2 separate regions of the Homo sapiens genome follow, and region 2 is linked to region 1. The links are chromatin loops, found by intact Hi-C in ENCODE. Cell type or tissue: A673. All regions are shown on one strand. Links, peaks and the distances in the headings refer to the core of each region. The heading gives the core; the rest is flanking DNA. Region 1 overlaps SPRY2 (sprouty RTK signaling antagonist 2). Region 2 holds the start of LOC105370275 (a long non-coding RNA gene).

The links. Hi-C counts contacts between places; a loop is a spot of excess contacts. Peaks named below come from ENCODE experiments on the same cell type or tissue, not always from the same donor. Only the 100,000 strongest peaks of a DNase experiment are listed, where the experiment ranks them.
Region 2: it touches region 1 in a loop (2.2-fold over the local background); 2 of 110 quality-filtered maps call a loop at or near these places.

The regions. Positions count from the first base shown.
Region 1 is chr13:80,328,761-80,338,338 of GRCh38, reverse strand. It overlaps SPRY2 (sprouty RTK signaling antagonist 2), which reads left to right. Exons shown (of 2, transcript NM_005842.4): 2 at 583-2,363. The coding sequence starts at 634. The coding sequence ends at 1,581. Among named protein-coding and RNA genes, the nearest start is that of SPRY2, 7.6 kb to the left of the region's middle. In A673, for the core only: a CTCF peak has its summit at 3,538; a DNase peak (open chromatin) is centred at 3,328.
Region 2 is chr13:80,164,048-80,173,625 of GRCh38, reverse strand. It overlaps LOC105370275 (a long non-coding RNA gene), which reads left to right and starts at 7,232. Exons shown (of 3, transcript XR_942116.3): 1 at 7,232-7,312; 2 at 8,220-8,326. In A673, for the core only: no CTCF peak of the experiment used is centred there; a DNase peak (open chromatin) is centred at 5,355.

The DNA.
Region 1 (9,578 bases), core at 480-8,479:
TGGCATGATTGTTGTAGAATTTGGGTATTTACTTTTTTGCATGCCATATTCATTCTACCTGGTTTGAAAAAGTTACAGAATGCCGTATACGTCACAGTTAAAGTGTTTGATGTAAAAGTAAAAATTAAGAACCAAGAAAGAATCTTCTAGGTTGCATTATTAACGCTTAAGGCAAAAATGACTATGACAAATGGAAACCTATTTCAAATTTTGAAAGGATTTTCAACTTTTGAAAACATTGGTAGCAGTGTTATATTCCAGCAATACTTCCTTGCGATTTTTACGTTGAACCTGAACCTTACAAATTGTATGTTTCTTTGAATAAGGAATTCTTACTTAAGTGACTCAAAGATCAGTTTTGTATTGTTGTACATCACAGGATTACAGAATTGTCAGTAGCCCGCCGTAATTTTTACTTTTGGGTACATGCGTTGTTGATCATATGGCTAATACCTCCCTACTGCCATTCCATTTCAAATCCTGTTTCTCTAGGGAAAGTGGGAAGTGAGGAGTCAATTCAGGTGGGTGGAGAGTGGGAAGTATCTTAGAGTATCAACCGTTCTTTCCTCTTGGCTTCCTCAGGAGTTCAGATGTGTTCTAAGCCTGCTGGAGTGACCACACTTCCAAGACCTGATGGAGGCCAGAGCTCAGAGTGGCAACGGGTCGCAGCCCTTGCTGCAGACGCCCCGTGACGGTGGCAGACAGCGTGGGGAGCCCGACCCCAGAGACGCCCTCACCCAGCAGGTACATGTCTTGTCTCTGGATCAGATCAGAGCCATCCGAAACACCAATGAGTACACAGAGGGGCCTACTGTCGTCCCAAGACCTGGGCTCAAGCCTGCTCCTCGCCCCTCCACTCAGCACAAACACGAGAGACTCCACGGTCTGCCTGAGCACCGCCAGCCTCCTAGGCTCCAGCACTCGCAGGTCCATTCTTCTGCACGAGCCCCTCTGTCCAGATCCATAAGCACGGTCAGCTCAGGGTCGCGGAGCAGTACGAGGACAAGTACCAGCAGCAGCTCCTCTGAACAGAGACTGCTAGGATCATCCTTCTCCTCCGGGCCTGTTGCTGATGGCATAATCCGGGTGCAACCCAAATCTGAGCTCAAGCCAGGTGAGCTTAAGCCACTGAGCAAGGAAGATTTGGGCCTGCACGCCTACAGGTGTGAGGACTGTGGCAAGTGCAAATGTAAGGAGTGCACCTACCCAAGGCCTCTGCCATCAGACTGGATCTGCGACAAGCAGTGCCTTTGCTCGGCCCAGAACGTGATTGACTATGGGACTTGTGTATGCTGTGTGAAAGGTCTCTTCTATCACTGTTCTAATGATGATGAGGACAACTGTGCTGACAACCCATGTTCTTGCAGCCAGTCTCACTGTTGTACACGATGGTCAGCCATGGGTGTCATGTCCCTCTTTTTGCCTTGTTTATGGTGTTACCTTCCAGCCAAGGGTTGCCTTAAATTGTGCCAGGGGTGTTATGACCGGGTTAACAGGCCTGGTTGCCGCTGTAAAAACTCAAACACAGTTTGCTGCAAAGTTCCCACTGTCCCCCCTAGGAACTTTGAAAAACCAACATAGCATCATTAATCAGGAATATTACAGTAATGAGGATTTTTTCTTTCTTTTTTTAATACACATATGCAACCAACTAAACAGTTATAATCTTGGCACTGTTAATAGAAAGGTGGGATAGTCTTTGCTGTTTGCGGTGAAATGCTTTTTGTCCATGTGCCGTTTTAACTGATATGCTTGTTAGAACTCAGCTAATGGAGCTCAAAGTATGAGATACAGAACTTGGTGACCCATGTATTGCATAAGCTAAAGCAACACAGACACTCCTAGGCAAAGTTTTTGTTTGTGAATAGTACTTGCAAAACTTGTAAATTAGCAGATGACTTTTTTCCATTGTTTTCTCCAGAGAGAATGTGCTATATTTTTGTATATACAATAATATTTGCAACTGTGAAAAACAAGTTGTGCCATACTACATGGCACAGACACAAAATATTATACTAATATGTTGTACATTCGGAAGAATGTGAATCAATCAGTATGTTTTTAGATTGTATTTTGCCTTACAGAAAGCCTTTATTGTAAGACTCTGATTTCCCTTTGGACTTCATGTATATTGTACAGTTACAGTAAAATTCAACCTTTATTTTCTAATTTTTTCAACATATTGTTTAGTGTAAAGAATATTTATTTGAAGTTTTATTATTTTATAAAAAAGAATATTTATTTTAAGAGGCATCTTACAAATTTTGCCCCTTTTATGAGGATGTGATAGTTGCTGCAAATGAGGGGTTACAGATGCATATGTCCAATATAAAATAGAAAATATATTAACGTTTGAAATTAAACTGAGCTGTTTTGTCTTCTTTTATCTTGTTTCTTTCAAGTGTAAGAAACTACATTTTATGTTAAGGGTAACATTTTAATGAAATAGTTAATCACTTGTCTATAGAATTATTTTATGATTGCCGCTTTAAAGTAAGCTGGATTTGATGATTTTTCAGAGACAATTCTAGCAATCAAGAGAACATTTAACTTACTATCTGTACTTATATGGGAGCTGATTTTAGCTATATCATTGTTCTTGTTCCCCCACCCCCTTTTTTTTTTTTGCAGATTATCTGACTTGTGTTTGTTCTGCAGAGGTTTTTTTTTGGTTTTTTTTTTTAAATCTTTGATTCAGGAGACTTTCCTTAAAAATTAACAGTTAAGCTTTTTCTTTATATACAGTATCAAGGATTAATTCCATGAGGATAATTCAAAACTAGTGAAATGAGTTTAGCTCAATAAACATTTATTGAATGTCACCTGTGTCTCAGACATGCAGTATTCACAGATCAGTTCTTAAAATTAAGGCCAAAAATATTTTCTTGACTTAGCTGATCGTGGCAGTGTTTTTTCCAGTCTGTTTAATTTTTGACTCTGAAACATCACCATTTTACCTAATTCCTTATGTTAGAAAAGACATGAAAAAAAGAACTTGCTTTGATTCTGGTATTTGGTATCATAAAATTTGATCTGATATTGGTCTTACTCAAGACAAAGAAGGCCAATTTAAGGCCCTGACTTATTCAATCAGATTATTCAGAAAATTGTTGCTCTGGGAAAAAGATGCAGCATGAGAGTCAGTGTGCTTGGAGCTGTCTTTTAGAAGCAAAGGTACAGCAAGCTGCTGCAAGCCCATCTTGACAAATACTAGGTTTTAAGTCACTTGATTAGTCACTTTGTGGCTGATGTTTGTTTTTTTTTTTTCCAAAAGTTTGTACTTTTGCTGCCAAGAGTCACTGGAAGTCTAGAAAATAATTTATCTGTCATTATTGTTTAATCTCTTGTTTCCTGTTCTGAGGCTCCTTCTTAGCACAGGTTGTCTTCTGTTATGTTTTTTAAAATTGGCTTTCAAGGAACTATATAGCCTCCTACATTAAGACATTGCTCTAAGGACCTTCAATTTCCTCTGACTTCCTCCAAGAAACATAGTTAACTTAGAAATGATTTAAGCTTCAACTTTGAGTTACTGAATGTTTCAATTCTAACACTCTTAAAACGTCACCCTGGTGGTCTAAGGAAGAATTCCGTTGCTGGAGAATAGGGTAGGGTTTCTTATTCATTATGTAGTTTTCAAGATGTGTAAAGCACAAAAATTTTGACTGATTAGGTTTGTTCATCAAAAACTGCCATGTGCATTGACAGAGCTCTTTTTGGTATAAAAATTGTGAGTTAAATATTTTTTTTTCACCGCATAAGTGGCTTTCAAAGTATTCTTAGACATATTGCATCAGATGTCATTGAGTGTTTATTGAAAAAGTAAGAACCTCTTCCCATAGTTACTGAGTCAGAATCTGATGGTGTGGCCTAGAAATTAGCATTTTTAATCATTCTACAAGTGATTATGTGCAGTGTGGCAACTACTGACCTAGGAATTGCTTTCTAACTTGGTTTTCTTTTTTTTTTTTTTTGAGACGGAGTCTCGCTCTGTCGCCCAGGCTGGAGTGCAGTGGCGCGATCTCGGCTCACTGCAAGCTCCGCCTCCCGGGTTCACGCCATCCTCCTGCCTCAGCCTCCCGGCTAGCTGGGACTACAGGCACCCGCCACCACGCCCGGATAATTTTTTTGTATTTTTAGTAGAGACGGGGTTTCACCGTGTTAGCCAGGATGGTCTCGATTTCCTGACCTCGTGATCCGCCCGCCTCCGCCTCCCAAAGTGCTGGGATTACAGGCGTGAGCCACCGCGCCCGGCCTCTAATTCAGTTTTTTAATGGGCTCTGATCTCTAAAGTATAACTCATTGGTTTGAATATTGAGCATAAAGTGATAGTCAACTGAAATTTGAAGAGGATTTGAATTAAGTATATTAAGTCCTATGAAAATAATTTGTTTAAAGATAAATAAGAAAATTGGAGCCCAGGCATGGTGGCTCACGCCTGTAATCCCAACACTTTGGGAGGCTGAGGCAAGTGAATCACTTGAGGTCAGGAGTTTGAGACCAACCTGGCCAACATGATGCAACCCCGTCTCTACTAAAAATACAAATTAGTGGGCATGGTATCAGGCACCTATAATCCCAGCTACTTGAGAGGCTGAGGCCGGAGAATTGCTTGAACCTGGGAGGTGGAGGTTGAAGTAAGCCAAGATCGTGTCACTGCACTGTAGCCTGGACAACAGAGTAAGACTCTGTCTTAAAAAAAAAAAAAAAAAAAAGAAAATTGGATTTTTCAAGAAGCTTCCAACTAACCTGTTAAATGTTGACTTTATCTATATACCAGCATAGAATTAATTTTCAAAATATGGAAGATTAAATATTTATGTCTAATAGATTAAAAGCAACTGGCACTCATTCACTGCATTAAAAATAATTTCTTATTTTTATTTTTATTTTTTGAGACAAAGTCTTGCTCTGTAACCCAGGCTGGAGTGCAGTGGCGCCATCTCAACTCACTGCAACCACTGCCTGCCGGGTTCAAGAGAGTCTCCTGCTTCATTTCAGCCTCCTGAATAGCTGGGATTACAGGTGCGCACCACCATGCCCGGCTAATTTTTGTATTTTCAGTAGAGATGGGGTTGCACTATGTTGGTCACGCTGGTCTTGAACACCTGTCCTCAGGTGATCTGCCCACCTCAGCCTCCCAAAGTGCTGAGATTACAGGCATGAGCCACCGCACCCAGCAATTTTATTTATTTTTTAGGTTATTATTTTTTGAGGCAGAGTTTTGCTGTGTTGCCCAGACTGGAGTGCAGTGGTGGGATTTTGGCTCACTGCAACCTCTGCCTCCCGGGTTCAAGCCATTCTCCTACCTCAGCCTCCCAAGTAGCTGGGACTACAGGGGCACGCCACCATGCCTAGCTAATTTTTGTATGTTTAGTAGAGATTGTGTTTTGCCATGTTGACCAGGCTGGTCTCGAACTCCTGATCTCAGGTGATTCATCACACTTGGCCAAAAATAACTGTTTTAATGTTGCAAATTATCTCACTTGGGAAAAAATATGGAGGAATAACCTCAATTTCTTAATCTCTATTTAAAGTTCATGAAAAATTATAACATGATAAATTTGTAATCCAATGGCCATTATTTTGATGTGATAGAGTAAAAGTATGATGATAATGCAAACATAACTGCTAAGCATTTAGGGGAATTTTAATCATTTTTGTGGTTTCTTGCTTTTTAATTTTTTTTAAACCTGTGGATGCTCTATATTTGAGATTCATATAAGAATGACAACTTGATTGTTGTTACTTAAAACATTCATTTATGTGTTTTGAGGAGGAGATTTTAAGGCCCTGCCAAATTTCTGCCATGTTGTAGCTTGCTCTGGGGATTGTCTGTGAAAGAAGAAAGCCAAAACCCAGGCAAGTAATCCCAACCAAACTTTTTGCATAACTTCTTTCTTCAGTATACTTCTGTCTCAAGGACTACTTGACTCCAGGATATGTAAGTTAAGGTACTGATGATGTCAGATAAATGAATTTGCTCTTGCACAGTGCTGTAAGGTATTTGATAGGCAGTTGATGGGTTTGATGTAATTTATTAACTTTTAAGCATTTAGGTCAAAATTTTCAAAGGTTTAATGGTTTTAGAGTTTCACTTGAAGTCATACCCACAATTGGCCATTTGTCTTCCTCTCCTAAATGTGCACAAGGACCAGGGTATAAACACAGAAGTTTCAACTTTGAAAATGGGCTGAATTTGTACAGCTCAAAAACAGGTCTGTCAACTTGTGGAGAATATTTTACATTGTTTTCATAAAGAAAACATATAATAGTAGGTTATTAACTAGTCACGTCATTATTGTATCAGTATCCAGTCTCTGGTTTGCAATATCCGTTAAGGCAAAAGTCATGTTAATTTCTATTTTAATTTGGTCTAATGCCTCACTTCTTTATGACATACTAAGGGTGGGTCTCCATTGAGTGGAGATCAGATTAGAATTTTAACAAGGCCTATCTGATTTGACATAAAACTGATCATCAGAGTAAAGCTATACATCTGGAGTATTTCATCATGGGTTTGGCCATTCACAAGAGGATAAGAGTAAGACTGTATATGTCCTATACTGTAGATTTTATTTGTACACCACACTGCCACTCCCTTTTCACCACAAGAGACAACTGTGTGAATAATGAGAGGCAAAATGTGAATACCGCTGATGATACTGCACCTCTGGTCAAAATTTAACTTAATACATTCATTTAATTTACAATCAAAGAAGAAAAAAGGGAGATAGAAATATAGCAAAAGAGGAAAAAAGTAACATTTAAACTTTTTTCCACGCCTAGCAAATATTTTACATTTTTATTTAATACTACATTTTGATTGATTGACTTAAATAATTTTTAAAAGTCAGTCTTATTTGGCAACTCATACTTTTTTTTTTTTAAATAAACTGTTAAAGGAGATTAGAAAGAAGCCTTGGCCTCTGGCTTGGCTAGATGAGACATGTAAGGCTTCAGCATCACTTATGAATTTATTTCTCAAAACAGTTGCTAATACACAGAGATGAATAAATAATTTGACTTAATACAAGGACTCACTTGGAAGAGAATTTGGGCACAGAAATATAAATTTGGCATTTCAACCTAGTTTTTGGATGCCTACTGCTTACAAATTACTGGGCTAGTTGATCTAATGCAAAAGGAAAGCGGTAGCAACTCTAATGCAAGACAGGACTTAGAAGCACAAGCAAGATGCTATGAGAGTGCAGAAATTGAGGGAAACGTTGATGCATTCTCGTTAGTTGGTTTGATCGCCATGTCTTTGCAATGGTTTCAGATACTTAAATACCTCAAGAGTTTTTGCTAAGACAGTTGCAACAGAATTAGCATCACTCATTAAATAAAACTATGCTCACCATCCCATATCCACATCCTAAAATGAATTGTAGAGGTGTTTAATGAATATGTGAACAACTACATGTTGCTATGTGCATTCTTTTTTTTTTTTTTTTGGAGATGGAGTTTTGCTCTTCTTGCCCAGGGTGGAGTGTAGGGGCATGATCTCAGCTCACCGCAACCTCTACCTCCTGGGTTCAAGTGATTTTCCTGCCTTAGCCTCTTGAGTAGCTGGGATTATAGGCATGTGCCACCACACACGGCTAATTTTGTATTTTTAGTAGAGACGGGGTTTCTCCATGTTGGTCAGGCTGGTCTCGAACTCCTGACCTCAGGTGATCTGCCCGCCTCGGCCTCCCGAAGTGCTGGGATTACAGGCGTGAGCCACTGCGCCCAGTCGCTATGTTTATTCTTAATTTTAAGATTCATGACTCACTAAAATCTTCCCTTAAAAAAATACAAATAAAAAAATACTTTTTCAAGATGTAGAACTAAGAAACAAGTTGAAAAGATCTGTCTATTCTTGTTCTTCCAGTTCTTGCTGGAATTTACCTTTTGCCATTAACCCATAGTTTTAGCTTGCTTCTGAACCTAGAGAAGGATGAATTGGAAATAATCAAGTTAGGGGGGCAAAAAAAAAAAAAAAGTGTAAATGATATTGTGAAAAGAAGTGGTTGAGCTTTGGAGCAATTCTGCCCTTGTCAAAAAATACCCGAGACCTGGCTGCTCAGGCTCACATGCCTCTCAAAACCTATGTGACCCTCTCCAGTTCCTAGGCCAATGCAACTTTCATTTTTGGAACAGTTTTTGCTCCAAATAAAATCTAGTTTATTGACTTGCACCAATAGTGTTTACAGTCAAGCAGGGTTCCAATAAATATCATGTTTGTATCATCTCTCATTTCTCCAGATTCCTAGTAGGCATAGTGCACCCATCCTGGCCTCAAACGCAGATTTCCTCCTCCAAAGTAGTCATAAAATAGCCAAAATATATCTGTAGCTACTCACACTAGAAGGCCGCTCCTGAGTTTCCTATTAGAAAGTCATGTTTGTAAGTTCAGAACAGCATTTAAGTTTGCATATCTAGGCTGGGTGTGGTGACTTATGCCTGTGATCCCAGCACTTTGGGAGGCTGAGGCCGGCGGATCACAAGGTCAGGAGGTTGAGACCAGTCTGGCCAACATAGTGAAACCCCGTCTCTACTAAAAATACAAAAAATTAGCCGGGTGTAGTGGTGTGTGCCTGTAATCCCAGCTATTCGAGAGGCTATTCGGGAGGCTGAGACAGGAAAACTCGGGAGGTTGCAGTGAGCCGAGATCATGCCATTGCACTCCAGCCCAGATGACAGTGCAAGACTCTGCCACAAAAACAAAACAAAACAAAACAAAAAATTTGCATATCTAATGGCCACTGTGAACATTATAAAATGTAGTGACCAAGCAGCCTAGCATGTATCAAGCAATAGCACATACAAAGCCTTTGGATAAATTTAGTACCTGCTCTGTTGGCAAAGCTAATGGCTAGGATGCCCCAAGAGATGTTTGTCTCTGACACATGACTCTAGTAGTGAGTAACTGACTCCAGGAACATGGGCAACCACACAATCAACATTTGCATTTAGGTCTTGATGTCACCTGGACTCTGACCTACACACCATTAGGATAGAGCCTAATTGATTTAGTTTTGTTTGAACTGTAAGTGTAAGCTTAAACTTTGGAAATACTGAAAATATGAATTATTTTACAGAGTACTGGTTTACTTCAAACCATCTGTGAAAAGTCACATGATGTGACTCTGATAATGTGTCATCTGTTTCTTTGCCCTTTTACATGAACAACCAAAACTATAGGCCCAGAGTGTAATTACTTGTCACTAATTTAGTATTTATTGTGTATCTTCAGTGTAAAAGGTATTATGGTAGATAGGGAAAAAGCATTCGTTAGATCTATGACTATGAACAAGCAAATGAGGAATGACTGCTCATGACCCTTTGGAAGCTGATTATCTAGGAATTAGATTATAAATCATAGAAAATGACTGGTAGCCGGCCGGGTGCAGCAGCTCATGCCTGTAATCCCAGCACTTTGGGAGGCCAAGGTGGGATCACAAGGTCAGGAGTTTGAGACCAGTCTGGCCAACATGGTGAAACCCCATCTTTACTAAAAATACAAAAATTAGCCAGGCATGGTGGCAGGCGCCTGTAGTCCCAGCTACTCGGGAGGCTGAGGCAGGAGAATCACT
Region 2 (9,578 bases), core at 995-8,994, 170 kb after region 1:
TAGAATTAGTTATATTTAAGAAACAAAAGGCAGGCAAAAGCTTGAAACAAAATACAACTATGGCACAATGCTTAAAAAGGGTCAAGCCCTACTCTTTCATCTTCTGATGAAAAAGCTGGAGTTCACCAATCTGGCAGCTTTCCCACATCACACTGCTGGTTAATGGCAGAATAAGAGTGGAACTCAAGGCTTTCGGTTCCCAGTTCAATGTACTTCCTCTAATCCAGTTCTCTGAGTCAACGTTTTGAGTCAATACCATATTGGAGAATAACTTGAAACCATCAGAACACAAGTGCAGAGCAAGGGAAGATACAGACCCTAAAAATGCTGTATACAGATTCACTCCACCTTCTCCTGGCTGTGAGAAGAAAGGCCTGTAATATCAATTTATACAGCATTGCCACAGTCAATGTGAGATGACTCTCTTCCTTCTCCCTACTTCCTTCCCTCCCTCCCTCCCTTCCTCCCTTCTTCCCTCCCTCCCTCCGTTCCTTCCTTCCTTCCCTCCTTCTTTTTTCCTTCTTTTTTCTTTTGTTGTCTCCTTTCTTCCTTTTATTTCTTCTCTTTTTTTTTCTTTTCTTCCTCTTTTATTTTTCTTCTTTCCCCCTTTTTTGTCCCTGGGAGCCAGGGACAGAGCAATAAAGAGCAGACTAAATTCTCAAAGAAGGCTGGTAACTATTGCTCTTCTCTGCTAGTTCTGCTGTGTGGGGTGTGTGTGTGTGTGTGTGTGTGTGTGTGTATATGTGAGTGACAGAGAGAGAGAGTGAGAGAGAAACAGAGACAGACAGAGATAGAGCAAACTGAGGTGAAGGGCTAGGTTTTTCGGTTTTTAATATTTAATCCATTATGAATTGGTATTGTTTTAAATACAATACAAATGAATTTTGTTACTAGAAAAATGAAATAACATGAAAAATAAGAGACTAGAAATATAATATTTGATACCTTCTTATTAGATTTAAAAGACATAATTTACCCAGTAAGTTTACTATAAAAATTTCTAAATGCTCTGGGTTTCTGTATTTACTTTATTTCTATATAAACAGTGAAAATCAGTTCCCACATTGGCATCAAGATGCAGGCAATGCTTTGTATTGTGTAGTTCTCAGCAGCAGCACAAACCATATTCAGCTTACACATGGTTTGCCTTCAGATTACAGTCATACCCACACCCCACCCCAAACCAATTAAATTAGAATCTTTAGGAATGGGGTCTAAATCTGGTTGTTGTTTGTTAGTTTGTTTTTATCAAATCTCCAGCTGATTCTAATGTGCCATCTTATAAGGACATGCTGTCATGACAGGAGGTCTGGAAAATGCCCCTTGCAGGCTCCTGATGTAAGTAAGCCCTCCAATGATGCCTCCAATGATTGGAGATGAATTTCGTTTTTTTTGAGACTGAGTCTGTCTCTGTCACCCAGGCTGGAGTATGGTGGCGTGATCTCAGCTCATGGCAACCTCCACCTCCCAGGTTCAAGCGATTCTTGTGCCTCAGCCTCCCAAGTAGCTGGGATTACAGGTGTCCGCCATCACGCCTGGCTAAGTTTTGTATTTTCAGTAGAGGCAGGGTTTCATCATGTTGGCCAAGCTGGTGTCAAACTCCTGACCTCAAGTGATCTGCCTGCTTTGGCCTCCCAGAGTGCTGGGATTACAGGTGTGAGCCACTGCGCCTACCTGGAGATGAATTTTCTTTAGTGAAGCAGGACCTGCGTGCTCCTGCTGTTTCTTAGATTCTCACTAAATCCATGGCCCTTTATTCTAGATAAACTTAACACGTGACAGGAAGTAGATATTAGGGTACTATTTGATTGCTGGGGTGAGTAGAGAGGTAGGGTATAAAAATGATGACCTTTTTAAATACTACTCATTATAGTTGTCAGGATCATTTACTTTTAGGAAATAGCAAACACATTTGAATCCCATTTTATTTAAAGTCAAACCAAAATGATGTCTAATTCCCATAATTAAAAATATTCTTTCGTTCACTCAACAAAAGCAGTAGCATAGGCACTAGAGATGCATTGGGCTGTTAGACGGTGCTGCTACCCTTGCAGGCTTAATGATCACTTTTAATTTTAGAGACAGGAGTGTTAATAACTTTGTTTTTAAGAAGTAATTCAATGTGAATTTGACCGATTAATTTTACTCAGACTCAGAGGGATTAGCAGATGCTAATGAGTCAAGACCATACAAGGATTGACTAAGTCCATTGAAAGACCAGGGTTTAACTTGTCCAGTACTAATCGCCCCTAGGCTTTCCTCCTGCAAAGCTACGTGAAAGCAGCCACAGTTGAGTAATTCAGGTCATGAACCTCGAAGTGGCCAAAAAGGTCACCTGCCTACCACAGCATGTAAGCTGTGATCTCAAGATCACTGATTATGCCAGGGGAGGGGCTGGTGCTACTCCAGCCATGAATGCTGCAGTACAAACCATGCCACTGACCTGCCATATTATATATCTGCAGCCATACAGTTTGGACCCCAGAATATTTCCTTCCCTAATGGTAAGTGCTTGGCTGATGGACCAGGGTTGGAGCTAAGATTTCGTCCATCATGTGGCTATGAGATCCCAGCCCCTGATTGTGCCAGAGGAGGGGCTGGTATTTCCCAGTCACTCAGTTTAAAGGTCTGAGGCTCTTCCTCTGGAGACTAGACTTTTGGGAGTCTCTGTGTACTGCCCTAGGATGTGACAGGTCACAAGAGAAGGGCACGCCTGCTTTTGCTCCTATCTTTGAGAATTTTTTGAAAATATAAATCTTATTCTGACAGCCTTGGCAGTGTGCTACCTGACTATTTGCTAGGTTTCTATGACATCTACCAACAGCAGGAAGCATAATGAGAGTATGCCTTGTGGACTAACTTTGCCAGAGAAACTAAGACCTTAGGAGATGTCAATCTAGGGGGCACTAGGAAAGGTTAGGGAGAATCCCCTTGTATAAGGAGTCCAGGAAAACTCTCCACAGCTAAAATTAGGGCTGTGTAATCTATCCACTTTCTGTTCTATGGAATTAGCAGGTATTACCCAATTCCATAGAAGTATGGCTTGGAGAGTTGCTAGCACATTGTGAGTACTGCCTTCCCTGGCTCATTCTTATGGGGAAAAAAATTATTAAGAAATAACCACATGCCAAAAACTGTAGAAGATAAGCACTAGGGATATGAAGATTAAAATAGAGTCTCTGTTATCAAGTAGCTAAGGCTGGTGAAGGAGACCGCTATGGACTAAACGTTTGTGTTTCCCTGAAATTCATATGCTGAAATCCTAACTCCCGATGTGATGTGATTAGGAGATGGGACCTTTGGGAGGTAATTAGTCATGAAGGTGGGGGATTAGATAAAATCCCTTCAGGAAGGGGATTAGATCTCCAGTAAAAGGAACCCCAGAGACCTCTCTTGTTCTCTTTCCCCAGCATGAGTATAAATGAGACGATGGCAGGCTGAGATCTGAAAAAGGGCCCTCACCAGAGCCTGACCATGCTGGCACCTTGGTCTCAGACTTCCAGCTTCCAGAACTGTGAGAAACAAATTTCTGTTGTTTATAAGCCACCCACTATGGTCTTTATTAGGATGGCCCTGACTAAAAGACCCACAGCTAAAATGCTATAATGCTGTAATGAGTTGTGCATAGAGTGCTCTGGAAGCACAGAGTATGAAATAGCGAACACTATTTGAGAAAAGTCCGGCCAGGTGCAGTGGCTCATGCCTGTAATCCCAGCTCTTTGGGAGGCTGAGGCGGGCGGATCACCTGGGGTCAGGAGTTTGAGACCAGCCTGGCCAACATGGAGAAACCCTGTCTCTACTAAAAATCCAAAAAAATTAGCTGGGCGTGGTGGTGGGTACCTGTAATCCCAGCCACTCAGGAGGCTGAGGCAGGAGAATCGCTTGAACCCAGGAGGTGGAGGTTGTAGTGAGATGAGATCATGCCGTTGTACTCCAGACTGGGTGACAAGAGCAGAGCTCCATCTAAAAAAAAAAAAAAAGAAAAAAAGAAAAGAGAAAAGTCCGAGGGGACTTCACATTCACAGAGGAAATGACATTTGCATGTGCCCAGAAATGTTGGGTTTTAAAAAGAAATCCTACTCTGGCAGTCTTGGTAGTGTGCTATTTGACTGTTTGCTAGGTTTCTATGACATCTACCAACAGCAGGAAGCATAAAGGGGTCATGACTATGGACTAACTTTGCCAGAGAGATCAAGACCTTAGGAGACCAAGGTCTCCTAAGAGAAACCGAGACCTTGTAGAATCCAAGACCTTCTACAACCCATTTGTGGAAACCTCATGCAGGAACCTCCAACCTTCACTCAGTTAAGATACTTCTGTTTCTAGCTGACATATGGAGCTTTTTTTGGAAGATTGGGCTCTACATACATGGTACCCTTGACATTTGCAAAGGAAACATTTTGAGACATCCAGAATCCCTAAATTCACAAAAACTAATTAAGATGTAGAGGCTGAACAGTCAGTCAGGCTTACTCACTGGCTAAGTACTTGCTTCTACACATGAGCCATGTAGCAGCACACATAGATGCATACAAACTCTCAAAGGTTGAAAGTACAAATGCGGTAAGTCTAGCATACTTTACAGACGGATCTTCCTAGGTGTTAGCAGGATCATTCCAGTGCTCCAGAGGGGCAGTGATACTGTGGGCCAGACAGTGAGAGAGTCATGATCTCTGCGAAGATGACCAGGGCAGGGCAGAGGAGCTTGCTGCATCCTTGGTTACTTAGAAGATACAGTACAAGTTACACAAAAGGAGGGTATTGGGGTCAGGCCTCATGTTACAAGACCTAATGGGCCATCATGGGCCAAAATAGATTTATTTCAGCTGGAAAGAATTAATGAATGTGTATCATTTATTGAATGCAGTCATTACGTTCCTGGCACAGTGCTAAGAGCAGCACAAATACATCAACATTCACTTGTCACTAAAAAAGCCCCTGTGAATTAAGCAATGTTACTTCCCTATTTCTGAGATGAGGAAACTGGGCTTGGAGAAGTAAAACAACATACTCAAGGTCATACAAAGTGGGAAGTTATCAAATGGGGTTAAGCCAGGGACATATAGTATCAAAACCCTCTGCTATTGGCTTTTCAACCCTTCTTCCTCTGTTAAAGATAGAGGACTATTGGCAGAGTTTATGCAGAAAGGAGTTGAGTCTTGAGGACTTGTAGTTAGCTGGGAACCTGCTCCTCTTCCAGGGCCTTTGCAAGTCTTACTTGCTGGTGGCCCGGGGAATTCAGGCAGGGGCTCCCATGCCAAACCTTGTCAGGAATCTGGTTTTTGTCTTTCACAGGTTGATGTGGCCCATGACAGGAATTACACGTCAGGGCCAAATATACATTACTAGAAATAGATTACATCAGGAAGCCAGATTTATATAGTTTAAATAGAAGTGAAGAAAACTGGAAGGAAGATACAGCAGTCTAATCTGTGGTTGAATCATGCACCATAATTAAGCCTCCTCATTTCCTACTCTTTCCTTCTGCATTTTGCAAATGTCTCCATCTGTGACTCATCTTTTTTTACAGCAACATCACTCCCTCATATTTCTTTTTCTTGTCTTGCTATTTTCTCCATCAATTCTGTCTCTAACTTTTCTAGGAAGATCCTATTGATTATTAAAATTATCAAAGAATAAGGGGAAAGAGACAATTCTTGAAGAAACATTAGGAATCCATATTATTAAATCAAGTCCCTCAGTAAAGCCAGAAGTTATAATTTGGTAGCTGATGTTAATGAGAACATTATACACATAATTTAGTTTAGCATATTTTATAAGAGCCTAATTTTCAGCTGGAACTTTGCTAGGTGCTGAAAATATCAAAATAAATTAGGCACAACCTTTTTCTTCCCCTAGGAATTAATAGTTTAATGGGTAAGTCCAAGACATAAAAAGATTATTTCAATAAAATGTGGTGTTATGATAGAAGTATATACATGTTATTAAAGGAGCTCCTTATTCAACCCAGGGGCTCCAAGAAAGTTCTTGAATGAAAAGATGAAATCTGAGCTCACTCATTAAAGATGAATTAGTGGGGAGAATGGAGAGGGGTAGGAGAAAGGGTGTTTCAGGTCCAGAGGACCCAGTACATGAGCAAAGGCACAGAGACATGGAACCACCTGGTCTGGTTGAAGAATTTCAAGCAGTGCAATGTTGCTAGAATGCAAAGTTGCAGGTGGTGAGAGGTAGAAGCAAGACCGGGGAAGCAGTCAGGACCACATTATGGGGTGCTTTTATGTCTGTTAGGGAGCATGAACTTCTTTAGGTGATTGAGTGGCCCTGAAGGACTTAAGGAAGAGAATTGACATGATCACATACATGAACATACTAGGTATTTTTGAGTAATCTCTTGGCTGGCAAAAAGAAGGAGAGATTTGAAAGGTGGAAGGCCAGGATCTGGGATGGGATTCCAGAGGAGAAGTGATGGGACCTGCACTGGGCTATCATCATGTGAATGGAGGAGTCATAACCTATCAGGATTTGGTGTAGAAGTTATGGGAGCAATACAAATCTTTCCTGAGGTTCTTGTGAATTGTTGTTTATGAGTAGCAAAGGTTACCATGATAGCGATGCCAAAGCCTGTCTAGGTCTTCCTGTGGTTCATTTTTGCAGACCCAAGTTGAATTCTAGTGCTTTCTTCCTTTGCCTTGGATCCAGGGATTCTACATGCTTTCCTCTCCTTCAGTAACTTCCAGCATTCCCTTGCTCCTTTGGGGGAACTGTGGCATGGGTCTCAGGCTTCTCAGATATCTTCTTGCTTGCTACCAAAAACAAAAACAAAAACAAAAAAAAACACCTTTCCTTCATAGCACTTATGATGATTAGAATTAATTAATAATGCCATCACTGTTTGTTTAATGTCTCCTTCTACTAGTCACTATTATTGGTGGCAAACATCAAACAGCAACTTTGTTAAACTGGAGCATTAAAAGGTATAGGAGAGAGATAGATGAGATTGCCGAGAAATCAAGGAAAGCAACTTTGTTAAACTGGAGCATTAAAAGGTATAGGAGAGAGATAGATGAGATTGCCGAGAAATCAAGGAAGGGAAATTGGCAGAAAGCCCGAGGCTAAGCCGCTGCAAGATAAGCCAGACCACACCAGGGTTCGTGTCTGTTCAGAACCTCACCATTGAGACTGCTGAATTCAGAACTCTTTTAGTACCAGAATTCTTGAAAAGTTTCTATTGCTTCTGAGCTATTGTCATGCACTCTCAAAGCTCAAATTCCTTGAGTAGAGCATGTCTGGTCTTGGGTGCTGGGAGATGGGAAAAGAGTGATTATTTCCCCTTAATTTCCACAGTGGGAAGGTGGGAAGCATGGCTCTCTTCCTCTTCAACTCTTTGGGGCTTCCTGCCAAAAAGTGGAGGGTATTTAAATTCTGAGTTTGTGTCTCTCTATCTCTATATCTTTATCTACATACACTCATGCATATATATTACACACCTGCCATTAATAACAGTGACTAGGCTGGGCACAGTGGCTCATGCCTGTAATCCCAGCACTTTGGGAGGCCAAAGTGAGCAGATGGCTGAAGGCCAGGAGTTTGAGACCATCGTAGCCAACATGCAGAAACCCCGTCTCTACTAAAAATACAAAAATAGCTGGACATGGTGGTGCATGCCTGTAATCCCAGCTACGCGGGGGGCTTGAACCCGGGAGGCGGAGGCTGCAGTGATCTGAGATTGTGCCACTGCACTCCAGCTTGGGTAACACAGTGAGACTGTCTCAAAACAGAAAACAAACAAACAAACAAACAGAAAACCAGTGACTAGTTCCATGAGGGTAGAGAATGTCTCATTTTTGTTCACTGTTGTATCCTCAATGCCAGATGAGTTAACACCAGGCAAGGGCTGATAGTAAGCATTCAGCAAATATTTCTTGAATAAATGGGAGAATCAGTGAATGAATGTACTGTTTTAAAAAAGCATTTTATCTCTAATCACTATAGGATTTTAATAAATCAATATTATTTATAGTTAGAGTTCCTAACCTATAGTTCCTAAGTCCCTTCTGAGATAGTAACTGGAGATGCTCCCACCCTCTGCTTGCTTTATGGAAATTTTAAAGAACCCACTTCTGAACCTCGAATTTTAGCAAAGGTACCATACACCACTTAGTCCATACTTCCCCTTTTCTCTGACTGAAAATGAATCAAAGCAATGCCATCAGTACGCCTAAAGTCAACTGAACTTTTACCTTTCCTTGGATCTCCAGACTTGGCAAGATAGCTCTGGAAGATAGCTCCAGCTCAGGAAGAAGACCCTGCAGCCCATTTCCTTTCAAAAGGCAGAGATGAACATTTTCCCTGGCCGTCTTGAAATGTGAGTTGTCAGTAAGACCTATAGGCGTGGATATCCTACAACTTTAGAGCTATTTGGGATTTGAACCAGTTGTTTTCTCTAATCAGCAACAATATTGAAATTCTAGGAAAATATAATCATGTTTTCAAATAGATGATCTATTTTTGACTTTCTAATTGTTTTAAAGTGTCTGATGGGCCAAGCCATATAACAATGACATATAATTTTTTAAGAACATTACAAACTTAAAAATCATATTATTAAAGACTCACATTGTCATTTGATTTATGTTGCAAGTTAGAAGATTTCATTAACATAAAGTAACCAGTTTAATGCTAATAATCTGTCCAGAAATAACTCTTCTTCCATAGATTTTAGCCTGAAGGATTTTGAACATCTACACACACTTCAAGGATTCTACTGATGTCATCAGTTTCTTGATTAATATTGTCTCACTATGTGGGCTTGCTAGGTTTTTCTACAGAGGCTATATTTCGAAATTCCTTTAATTTTGGTTATTGGTAGTTTCTTGCTTGAACTGGGATTCATATTTCTCCCCGCTGAGAATAAAATTTGTTCTCAGAATAAAGCATATTTGACTCTTTCTAGCTGCCAAAATGTGAAGTCTTGTGGTTAGGTATTTTGGAAAACCGGCAGGTTTTGTTTACATACTGTGGTCTTTCTCCAAATTTATCCCACATCCCACACCCCACAAGTCTAGGACCCCTTCCAGCGTAATTGCTGTGGGACAAGTGCAAGGCAAAGGCTTCCGCAGTCACCAAATCCTTTCCATCTTTGAATCAGACACAGCAAGTACCAGAAGAGCTTCCCCTGCTTAAAAAAAAAAAAAAAGAAAAGAAAAGAAAAGGAAAGAAAATGCTGACCTATAGAAATACCTGAATCTAATTTGCTGTACAAATGGAAACCTTTTCTTTTTAGATTGGATGCAGAAAATGTATTTTCAATGTTTATAATTTAACAATTGCTCAAAGCCTTTCATATGAAAGCAATTTACTCATGTTGGGCCCAATTATCCTAACATGCTTAAAAATTAACCAGTATTTTTCATCTTTAACCTTCGTGCGTTAGTCTCCTTGGATAGGGCCTTTTTACCGACAGTGAATCTGAAATCTAATCACAGAGGTGCTTTATGGATTAAAGTGCTAGAAAATCCTTCTTGTCAGGGAAAGAATATCTTGGAAAGTGACACTGTTTCTGTATATTCTTCTTACAAGGATTAAAACTTTGGGGTTTGAACTAGATTCACCGATTC